2 separate regions of the Homo sapiens genome follow, and region 2 is linked to region 1. A link is an interaction called in ENCODE POLR2A ChIA-PET data of the cell type or tissue named here. Cell type or tissue: CD4-positive, alpha-beta T cell. All regions are shown on one strand. Links, peaks and the distances in the headings refer to the core of each region. The heading gives the core; the rest is flanking DNA. Region 1 overlaps LINC02818 (long intergenic non-protein coding RNA 2818). Region 2 overlaps LOC105371635 (a long non-coding RNA gene).

Region 1 (5,378 bases), core at 79-5,078:
AACATGTATTTTCACAGGTGAGCTACTAAACCTTCCCAGGTATTTACTTGCTTGAGACTAAAATAAGCTACAGTGGAGACTGCAGGTAGAAAGTGGAGTCAGGTGTTCAAAGACTGGCCATAATCAGAGACTGGTGGGTCCATCTGCCTGCCAAATGTGGAATCATGACTTTAGGAAGCTGATGTTAGCCTCAGTGTTTCTTTCCCACCAGACTTTGTCCTCGGGAAAAGAGTGAAATTACTACGGATGGGTCTAGATCACTAGAGGAGGGGCAGGGAGCTATTGATCAAAGCATTTTTTAGACAGTGAAGACAGACTTGCTACCAAGCAATGGGCTTACTGCCCGACACACAGAGAAGCCAATACTATGGCTTTGGGCTTTGAGAAAAGAAAGGCTGGCCGGGCACGGTGGCTCATGCCTGTATTCCCAGCACTTTGGGAGGCCAAGGTGGGTGGATCACGAGGTCAGGAGTTCAAGACCAGACTGGCCAACATAGTGAAACTCCGTCTCTACTAAAAATACAAAAAATTAGCTGGGCGTGGTGGCAGGTGCCTGTAATCCCAGCTACTCAGGAGGCTAAGGCAGGAGAATCACTTGAACTCGGGAAGTGGAGGTTGCAGTGAGCCGAAAGCACACCACTGCACTACAGCGTGGGCGACAGAGTGAGACTCCATCTCAGAAAAAAAAAAGAAAAGAAAAGAAAGGCTTTGTTCTGAGGTCAACTGCTAAGGGGACAGCAGGCAAAACTCAAATCTGCCTCCCATATCTGGGTTTTGGGGCAAGTTTTATGGGTTAGGAAGGACTGGTTGGTATGTGAAAGTGCTGGCAGGGCAGGATTTGATTGGAAGGACTTCAAATGAGACGACTTTTGGTAAGGCATGGGGAGGGGTCTTATCACCAGAAATTCCTAGACAACTGACCCCCCACTTTTGAAAATGTTCCAGTGTTCAGGTTCCACATAAGTCCCAAACGTTTAGTTCCATGGTTGGGGAAAAGACTTTAGTTCCCAGTGTCATTTGAGGTCGAAGTTTTCTTTTCTGTGCATGCCCTGGCTGCGTAAGTTGCAACTTCTTAGCTCTGTGTCTGCAAAATAACTGGCCGTTCTGTTATCCACAGAGTAGGGCCAGATAAGACTGGTCTGGTGGTTACAAACTGAAATTCAACCAGAGATGGATGCAGATATACAGAGGATGTGCTAGGTGAAAGGCTACAGTCTTGAGAAGGTAGACAGAAATAATGTGGTAAATGAAAGCAATAAGAGGAGAAAGAAGACAGATGCTAAGATATGCTCCTGACCATTAGAATTACAGAGTTCTAGGGCTAGAAGGACCGTCAGAGGTCATCACATCCACCTCCACCTCAATGCATGACCACAGAAACCATCTGACAGGAAAGGGTGTGTCCAGTTTTGAAGGATAATCAAACAATCCTGGAGTGCAAGGTGTTCATTACAGAGCAAAGCCAGCCCTGGAAGAGCCTGACCCATGGGCACTCAGCAACTATTATTGAGTCAACCAGCTGCAAAGGCTCAAGGGAAGGGGTTTGCATTTGCCCTTCTCATTCCTCTCAGAAACTCAAGCACCTGCTACCTCGTTGTAAAAGGGAAGAAAAAGACTGAGCTACGCAAGATACGTAGGCAGAAGATACTTAAAAAGGGGTTATAACTCCCATGCGTTCATTTCTTAGACACTGGAACCACACAGGGACTAAAACAGGAGACCCAGGAGTGGCTACAGGATGGGAAAGAAGCAGATGGAAGATGCAGGACTTCCTACATCTTTGTGATTCTACAAGAAAGTGTGTTTACAGGAGCTGGATAAATGTAGCAGGCTTTGGCCACAGGGGCACTTGGATCTGTACCCCACATGGCTAACAGAGCCAAAGCCCTGTCACAGCACTGTCGTGGTTGCAGCCATGAGGCCAGATCACAGCCAGCCCAAGGCAGTGTTGAGGATGAGGAGAAGGTGGAATCTGGCACCCCTTGGCGGGGCAGCTGCAGGTGGCCGTCGTAGTGAATCAAACCCAGCAGGCACCACTCAACAAAACTACCTTCACCTCCCAGATAGCCACAGCTCACTGGGCCACCGTCATGCTTCAGCATCACCTCAGCAAACAAGCCAGTTCTCACTCCAGTTTTTAACATTTTAAGAATGTGAAACTAGAGCAAATTTCAAATAACAAGGCATAGTTGTGGTTTTCCTCACAGGGATGTTTCTACTCCTCCTATTGGCACCTGCTTTAAACATTAAGTGGAACATGTGATCTCAAAACCACTGAACGACTTTGATGTTCGGGATGAAAAAGAAAAGAGTGAAGATGGTAAGCAAGGGACCATTTGCTAATTTTTCCCAAATGCATCTGTGAACCCCTTCCCCCATAAAACAAATTGGTTTGCTTTTTAATATGGTGTGTTTTCTCCAGATGACTGTGAAAATTCCTGCTCATTGATGCTACCAGCTGGGACTGGTGGATGGAGAGTTAATCAAAACAACTACGTAAATCTACAGGTTCTCATCCTTCCTCTGCAAAAGGTTGTCTATGCACCAGAACAAGCCATCTCTCTAGTCTTTATTTAGTGTTTTGTGTGACAAAAACTTACATGCAATGCTGCCCACCAGGAAGTAAGGTAAGGCAAAATGATGGGGACTAAATGCTGTCTGAAAAATAGCCACTCCAGCCTGAGCAAAGTAGTGAAACCGCATCTCTACAAAAAAAAAAAAAATTTTTTTTTTTTTTTTTGGAGACAGTTTCGCTCTTGTTGCCCAGGCTGGAGTGCAATGGTGCAATCTTGGGTCACTGCAACCTCCGCCTCCTGAGTTCAAGTGATTATCCTGCTTCAGCCTCCTGAGTAGCTTGCATTACAGGCGCCCACGACCACCCCTAGCTAATTTTTTGTATTTTTAGTAAAGACGGGGTTTCAGTATGTTGGCCAGGCTGGTCTTGAACTCTTGACCTCAGGCAATCCACCTGCCTTGGCCTCCCAAAGTACTGGGATTACAGGCGTGAGCCACCACGCCAGGCCAAAAAAAATTTAAAATTAGCCAGGCACGGTGGTGCATGCCTGTGGTTCCAGCTATTCCAGAGACTGAGGGGGGAGGATTGCTTGAGCCTGGGAGGTCGAAGCTGCAGTGAACTGTGTTCGTCCCACTGCACTCCAGCCCAGGTGACGGAGCTAGACTCTGTCTAAAAAAAGAAAGAAAGAAAAAAGAAAAACCCTGCTCATGGTCTTCACCCAGTTTTTACTCCCCATCAGACTACAGCTCTTCATCTCTTCAAGACCCTTCTGCAAAACAGCTGCTGCATCCCCATTGGGCCTGAAAGGGTCACCCCCTCAGATGAGAGGCATGTTTGCATTTTCTTTCTACCTGGGTTTTGACCTGGGTTCTGTGCATGAAAATTTGTCAGGGGACAACCAGCCCAAATCACAGCTGGGAATATCATTATCTGCTGCAATGAGTAGCAGATAATGACCCATAGGGCCTAGTGGATTAATTATTTCTAATGCAGGGCTGGTTTCTCCTCCTGTATCCTCTTCGAAGCATGCTGCTACAAAGTCTCAAAATGTTGATCCACTTGGAGACTTTGAACAGCATATTGCTTATGGATACCCTATTGTCAGCAAAAAAGGACATCCTCCCAAACTATATATTCTTAGTCCTATTTCCCATAGATAAAAGAGGGAGGATCCTATTCAAAGGTTACAAACCTTGGGGTGGAAGGAAATATTCACCCAAACCATACGAGGGGCTTTTTTCTCCGTATGTCATTAGGATAGCTGATGTTCAACTCAGTTGTTGGCACATGTGGGTATTCGGTAAATATTTGCAAATTGAATGTGTAGCCTCATACCCAAGATTACAGAAAGCAAAAAAGTCGGGAGACAAAAGGATTACAGAATTAGGAATACTTGGAGAAGAACTAAGGACCACCAGTGGCTTTGGTATGAGGGTGTTTATATTCTCATTCTAGGAATAAATATTTTCACAGATCTTCTATTATTCAACATCATTTGTAAGATAATCCAGTAGAGAGGGGTTTCCTTTCACAGAAAACCATGGCAGTTAGGAAGCAACTCAGGCACTGTTTATCTCCGCGAGGGTCCTCAGTGAATTGAGTCGTTCCAAAGATGAATAAAGATTCCTTGTTTCCAGAAAATGGAAGGAAATCTCACAGTGCTGGAGGGAATAGGGGAAGCAGAGATAATCCATTCTCATCTTTCATATTTGACTATGAAAAAGAATTGGTATTTTAAACAAACTTAGAACTTCACCAGATGTGGGTTTTTAGATTTGAGACACAACACTTTCTAGCTGCTTCCAGCCATAGTAAAATCATAAAAACAAAGCTACCCAGAACAGAGTTTGCTTGCTTCTTGGATATGCAGACTTAATGTCATGAAGATGCCAATTTCCCACCAGATCACTAGAAAAATTAATGCAATCCTATGAAAAATATTTACTTTTTAGACAAGGTGATTTTAAAGTTCATTTGAAAGAATAAGTAATAATGCTAGAAAAATTCAGAAAAAAAAAATGAGCCACCACCAGATATTAAAGCCACAATAATTAAAACTGTGTGGTACTTATGCCTAATCAGCCAGGTCAATGGATCAGCATAGAACATTCAGAAAATAAGCACAAATACATATGAGAATCCAGTATGTGACAAAGTGGCATTTCAAATCAGTGAGGAAAAGATGGATTCTCAATCAACTATGTTTGAACAGTTATAGCAATTCAAATGAAGCATGTCATTGATTTGTTAAATTTGAATATTCACTTTCAAATATATAAATGCAGTCTATAATGTAACTTGAAGTGGAAATCACCTTGTGTGCATTAAAAATCTACCATTCAATTTAATAAACAGTTATTACTGCAAGAATAAAATGCTGCAATAATTTATGATCAAGAAAGTTTATGTACAAAAATTATTATGAACCTGAAAATAAGGAAATAAATTGGCAGTCATTAACATTGAGATATATTTAGAAAAATATTAGATTATTTTTCAAACAAACACCACATATTAAAATGTAAATAATACAAAGCAGACAAAAAATTAGACATAATTATCATCTTCATATGATTATTTAGGGTACTTTTAACAGAATAGTCTTTAAAAACTGTATTTAACTTTGTTTAGGCTATGAGTCTTAAAAAAAAAAAAAAAGTCCTATTAGGAATTCTTCACATTTTGTAAAGATGTATTAAAAATGTCAACTTTGTCCAGATGCAGAGCCCCAGGCCTGTAATCCCAGTACTTTGGGAGGCTGAGACGGGCAGATCACAAGGTCAGGAGATCGAGATCATCCTGGCTAACACAGTGAAACCCCGTCTCTACTAAAAATACAAAAAATTAGCCAGGCATGGTGGCA
Region 2 (5,378 bases), core at 324-5,323, 120 kb before region 1:
ATAGGTTCTTAATGTGTGATCTTCCCACAGATTAAAATTTCCCTTTCTAATTTTACCCTCCAGGAAATGGCCACAGAGCACTCCCTTTTTACAGAACTTAAACTTTAATACTGTATAGTTATCTATTCTTTGAAGGTGGTGGGGAAACACCAACAACCCCTAATCTCTTTCAGAAGCTACAAGTACTGATTCTATCTTGCTGCATTGAAAAAGTTTTAAGAAAAAAAAATCACTTTGCCATCTTTATTTTGGCCTTTCCATGCAGATGTGTTTTCACCTCCTTTATAAATTACTGCTATAGGAAAAAATAGAAAATTTTTACAATTTTGGCACATTTTTTAGTCTTTAAAATGATTTTTTTAATTCCAGGGCATTAAGTTTTGTGTTTGTCTGCCTTTCTGGGGGAAGGTTCTTGGCTTGCTCAGATTCTCAAAAATGATTAAGAATGCCTGCAGGAGGCCGGGCGCAGTGGCTCATGCCTGTAATCCCAGCATTTTGGGAGGCCGAGGTGGGCAGATCACCTGAGGTTGGGAGTTCAAGACCAGCCTGACCAACCTGGAGAAACCCCATCTCTACTAAAAATACAAAATTAGCCAGGTGTGGAGGTGCATGCCTGTAATCCCAGGTACTCGGGAGGCTGAGGCAGGAGAACCACTTCAACCTGGGAGGCAGAGGTTGTGGTGAGCCGAGATCGCGCCATTGCACTCCAGCATGGGCAACAAGAGTGAAACTCCATCTCAAAAAACAAAAACAAGAATGCCTGTAGGAATTCTGCATCCTGTAATATGACTATTTGCTCACCAGATTCTCGGTGAGATGGAAAACTGATTAACCCTTGTGACTTCACTCTCAAATGAAGACAAGCAAATTCTGTGGTCAGAGCCTGGTTTTAACTCACATCAGGAGTCAGCTCTAATAACCATCACTTACAGAGGACTTTACAAATTGCAAAACAGCAGAGGCTGCTGCCAACTAAAGTTTAAATCACATTAACACAAGGATAGTATATAAGACAAGGGAGTAGTTTGATAAGTTCTACACCTCTGTTGGCTTCTAGGAAGCAAAACGTTTACAAAGAAGATAGACCAGCATTCACAAGAGAACTGATCGGATAATAAGAGTTTTATGGAGTTCATATGTGCCACAAGCTGTTTATTCTGTGTGCTTTTATATAGATTACATCATGTAATCCTTGCAACAGCACCATGGGGTAGGTGGTGTTATTACTCCCATTTTACAGATAAGGAAATCAAGGCACAGAAATGCATTTTGCCAACATCATGTCAGAAATTAATATTGTATTACAATAATCTTAATATCCAATTACTAAATGCTCATTATATGCCAAAACTTTTACATATTTAATATTTACAGCATCCTTGTTACTATTCTTTTTTTTACAAGAGGAAAAACTTGAGGATCAGAAAATTATTTACCAAGAATCACGCTAGTAAGTGGTAGGACCTTAAATAAGTCAGATTTCGCCAAAGAGTTGCCCATATTATCTTCTTATACTTCTCCGATTACCTATTAAACCAATTCCAGTTCCACCTACACCACTCCACCAAAACTGCTCCTGTCAAGGTCTCCAGCAACTCCATGCTGAATCCACTAGTCAGCCCTCAGTCATCCCATCTGACTTATCAGTAGCATTTGATACACTTGACAATCCTCCTCCCTGACACTTTCTGTCCTCCCAGCACATCTCATTCTCTAGGGTTTCCTCGTACTCATTGGTCAAAGCCTTAGCATCTTTTGTGCCTCCTCCTCTTTTTCCTGGCCTCTTAATGCTGCAGGGCACCAGGCCTCATTCTCTTGGGAATTCCCCCAGTCTCCTGGCTTTAACTACCATCTACATCTATAGGAAATCCTGTTGGCTATGCTTCCAAAATGTGTCTGGAATCTGCCGGCTTCTCACCAACCCTACCTCCACCACCAGGTCAGAGTTACTGTACTGAGCCTGGACCACTTCGCAGCCTTGTCTGGCTTCCCTGCTGTCCACAGTGCTCTCTCACTCTGCTCTCCACAAAGCAGCCAGAGGGGCCCTTTCAAGCTCCAAGGCAGCTGGCATCCCTCCTCTGCCCAAGGCCCCCTGAGGGCTCCCAGTCTTACTCAGAGTCCTTACAATGGTCCACAGCGGTGTTGCCAAAGACAATGCAGGATGCCCAGTTAAATACGGATTTCAGGTAAACAGCTAATAACTTTCTAGTTTAAGTATGGTTTCATGCAATATTTGAGGCATATCTGTATTTTTAAAATTATTATCTGAAATTCAAATTTAGCTGAGATTGCAAATTTTTATCTGCTAAATCTGCCAGGCATATCCACCAGCTCTACATATGCCCCCCGTTACCTCCTTGACCTCATCTCCCATGATCTCCCCCTTATTCACTGCACTCCCCCACACTGGCCTCCTCACTTTCTTCCAGTGCATAGCTCCTCACTTTGGGCTCTTGCCTTGGCTGTTCTTCCTCCAGCATCTGCGTCTTCTCAAAGAGGTAATTTCTAAAATGACTTCTCAACGCTGTGCTCCCAATGCCCCTAATCCTGCTCCACTTTTTTCCATAGCACCTGACTTCTAACATGACTCATTCTTTTTATTGTGAACTGTAGGTCTCCACCAACCAGAATCTAAACTCCACCGGGCAGGTATTTTTGTCCATTTCGTGCATTATCATATCCCAAGAGGCTAGAACAATAGCACCTCTGTACACAATAATTGTTTGTTTATTGTGAATGAATGATTTCAAAGGCTTTTGCTCCTTTCCATTGCATTATATATTCCCTCTGTTTCAACTTACGATAAATATCTGAACAAACTGAGAGTGCACAGCCTGGAGAGGAGATTACGGGCAGAGGTGGAGAATGTGCTCACACCTCAGCTGGAGTGGTCCTTTTGTTGTGGGACAGTCTGGTTCAAGGCACAGAACTGTCCACAGCTCTCTGCCCAGGCAATTGCCACATTCCCCACACCCTCAGTATTGCCCTCTATTTAACAACAAAAAAGTGTGTATTTTCTATGTGCCAGTTCCTGTGCTGACCTCCAAGAATACAAGGATAAACAAGATAATGCTACCTAGGAGGACCAGGCAATGAGCTTGAGGTTCTTGCCTGATTGATAAAATGAAAAAGAATTGGGCCTGACTGCCCAGAATCACCGCAAGGGCCACAAGCCCTTATATCCTATCATCTCCCCCCAGGTTATTTCCTACTTTGGTAACCCCCAAGAGAAAACCAAAGTGAATGTTAAGCAGGAGCAGTGAGAAGAACATCTGCTGTAACCTCTCTATGACCCCAATGCAGTAGCTCAGCAGAGATGAATTAAAGCGCAGGAAGCTTGTTGGCGTCAGTCTCCATTGACGCCAACAGGAAGGTGGAGCAGAGAAGCAGATTTGCTGCTGAAAATCATTTCCCCTGGAAAGTCCCAGGAGAAAAAAAAAAATCATTACAGCTGGGATAATAATGTTTACTCAACAGCCTTGTGTAAATTTTTGACCCACCTTATTTCTGCACTATTAGGGTCTGGAATTACTGATTAAAGATATTATTATGTTGGTGCAAAAGTAATTGCGGTTTTTGCTATTACTTTCAATGACAAAAACCTCAATTACTTTTGCACCAGCCTAATACCATCTTAATATGCAATTGCTAGCTGGAAAAGTCTAGGGCAGGTTACAGAGGTGTAGTATTAACATGGCTAAAACACACACAATAGAAAATGGAGAAAGAAGTATCTTGAGGGGAGCATGGTTTGCAATGCCCTTTTCTCTTCTCCCTTTCCCCTTTCATTCCAGGTGGGCCTCCAGCATGTCCCTAGTCACCAAATTACAGAGCTGTCATTTTCTAATTCAATGAAAATTTACTGGGGGCCTGTTTGACACAGGCTGTGTCACCTCCTGTCTCCAGGGTATTAAATTGACTAAAAGAGCTCATCCTTTACTAAAGAGGGTAGCTCCCTAGTGCAACTGTGACCAGGCATAGAGGGGTAAAAAGTCGGCCCTGGCATTAACTAAATGCCCACAGCAAGAGCTTGTTCTTTCTTCTTGTAAAAAATGACCAGATGCTAGAACTCAGGACACCTTGGATGACACCCAACATTCTAGAGGAAAATCATAGATAGACCTGGCAGATCTCGTCAGGCAGAGCTGGCCTGGCAAAACTGGGAAGTGAGCCATACTGATCCTCAACATTCTCCAATTTTCATTTTCAGCTCTTTTCCCTCTGACCATTATTTGGTTCTGCCCCATGAGTGGCCACAAAGTCCCCCTGCCCTGCCCTCCCCTATCACAACCCACCCAAGGACCTTGCTAGGTGACACTGACCCATTCCACATTTTAGAGTCTGAAATTATTCCTCAGTCTTCCCAGCACTTTGGGAGGCTAAGGCAGGCGGATCACGAGGTCGGGAGTTCGAAACCAGCCTAGCCATTATGGTGAAACTGTGTCTCTACTAAAAAACACAAAAATTAGCTGGGTGTCGTGGCGTGTGCCTGTAGTCCCAGCTACTCAGGAGGCTGAGGCAGGAGAACCACTTGAACTCAGGAGGCGGAGGTTGCAGTGAGCTGAGATCACGCCACTGCACTCCAGCCTGGAGTGCAGTGCAGTAAACATTATTATCCCAGCTGTAAGCGAGTGAGACTCCATCTCAAAAAACAAAACAAATACCCAAAAAATATTGCTATCTAGCAAGGGAATGTGACAAAACCAATTGAAAAGGAATAAACTAGTGACTATAATAGTTTAGATAACTTCCTGGAGTGCTTGCCTTTTGGAGAGGCAATAAATAAGAAAATGAGGCTCTGAATGACCAGAACCAAATAGAACCTTCTTAGATTCTATTCTATTTCTCAAAGTAATATGAGAATTAACTAAAATCTTGAGATTTTTGCCAAGGACAAAACATTACATTGACCCTTCTAGTAAATGAGACAACTGCACTTCTTAATCCTCCCTTTTCCAGACAAATACCAGTCAGTAGGTCCCTCATTTCTAACTCCTCATATATGTCAATAGGACATAGCATTTTTAAACTATGAAAAGATGTTAAATTTCATCACTTTAACAATGTATAATTTAATCACATATAAAATGAAAGATGGTTGTTAGAGTTCTTCCAAGATAAGTCTCTAGCTCCTCACAAATTTAAAGGATCCATTTTAAACTTATGAAGAGGCTGTAAGAAGAGACACTAGAACCAAATGTGAACAGACATCTAGACAATTGATTCTGGATGGCTAAAGCTCAACTTCTTCATTTAATTAACAAATACTTGTTGAGGACTTACCGTGTGCCAGGCATCAGGCTCGATGCTGAAGATGAAAGACTGTTCCTGTCTTCAGGGATCTCACAGTTTGGTGGGACAGGGCAGAAGAAACTTAA

The links. Peaks named below come from ENCODE experiments on the same cell type or tissue, not always from the same donor. Only the 100,000 strongest peaks of a DNase experiment are listed, where the experiment ranks them.
Region 2: POLR2A ChIA-PET joins it to region 1 with 5 read pairs; 4 of 35 experiments call an interaction of 5 or more read pairs at or near these places.

What each region holds. Positions count from the first base shown.
Region 1 is chr1:179,829,997-179,835,374 of GRCh38, forward strand. All of the region lies in intron 1 of LINC02818 (long intergenic non-protein coding RNA 2818), which reads right to left. Among named protein-coding and RNA genes, the nearest start is that of LINC02818, 3.9 kb to the right of the region's middle. In CD4-positive, alpha-beta T cell, for the core only: no CTCF peak of the experiment used is centred there; a DNase peak (open chromatin) is centred at 2,225; H3K4me3 peaks cover 955 bases; H3K27ac peaks cover 578 bases.
Region 2 is chr1:179,706,708-179,712,085 of GRCh38, forward strand. LOC105371635 (a long non-coding RNA gene) reads right to left here. Exons shown (of 3, transcript XR_922329.3): 2 at 5,284-5,342. Among named protein-coding and RNA genes, the nearest start is that of FAM163A, 34 kb to the right of the region's middle. RefSeq lists an enhancer at 3,065-3,134. In CD4-positive, alpha-beta T cell, for the core only: no CTCF peak of the experiment used is centred there; a DNase peak (open chromatin) is centred at 3,324.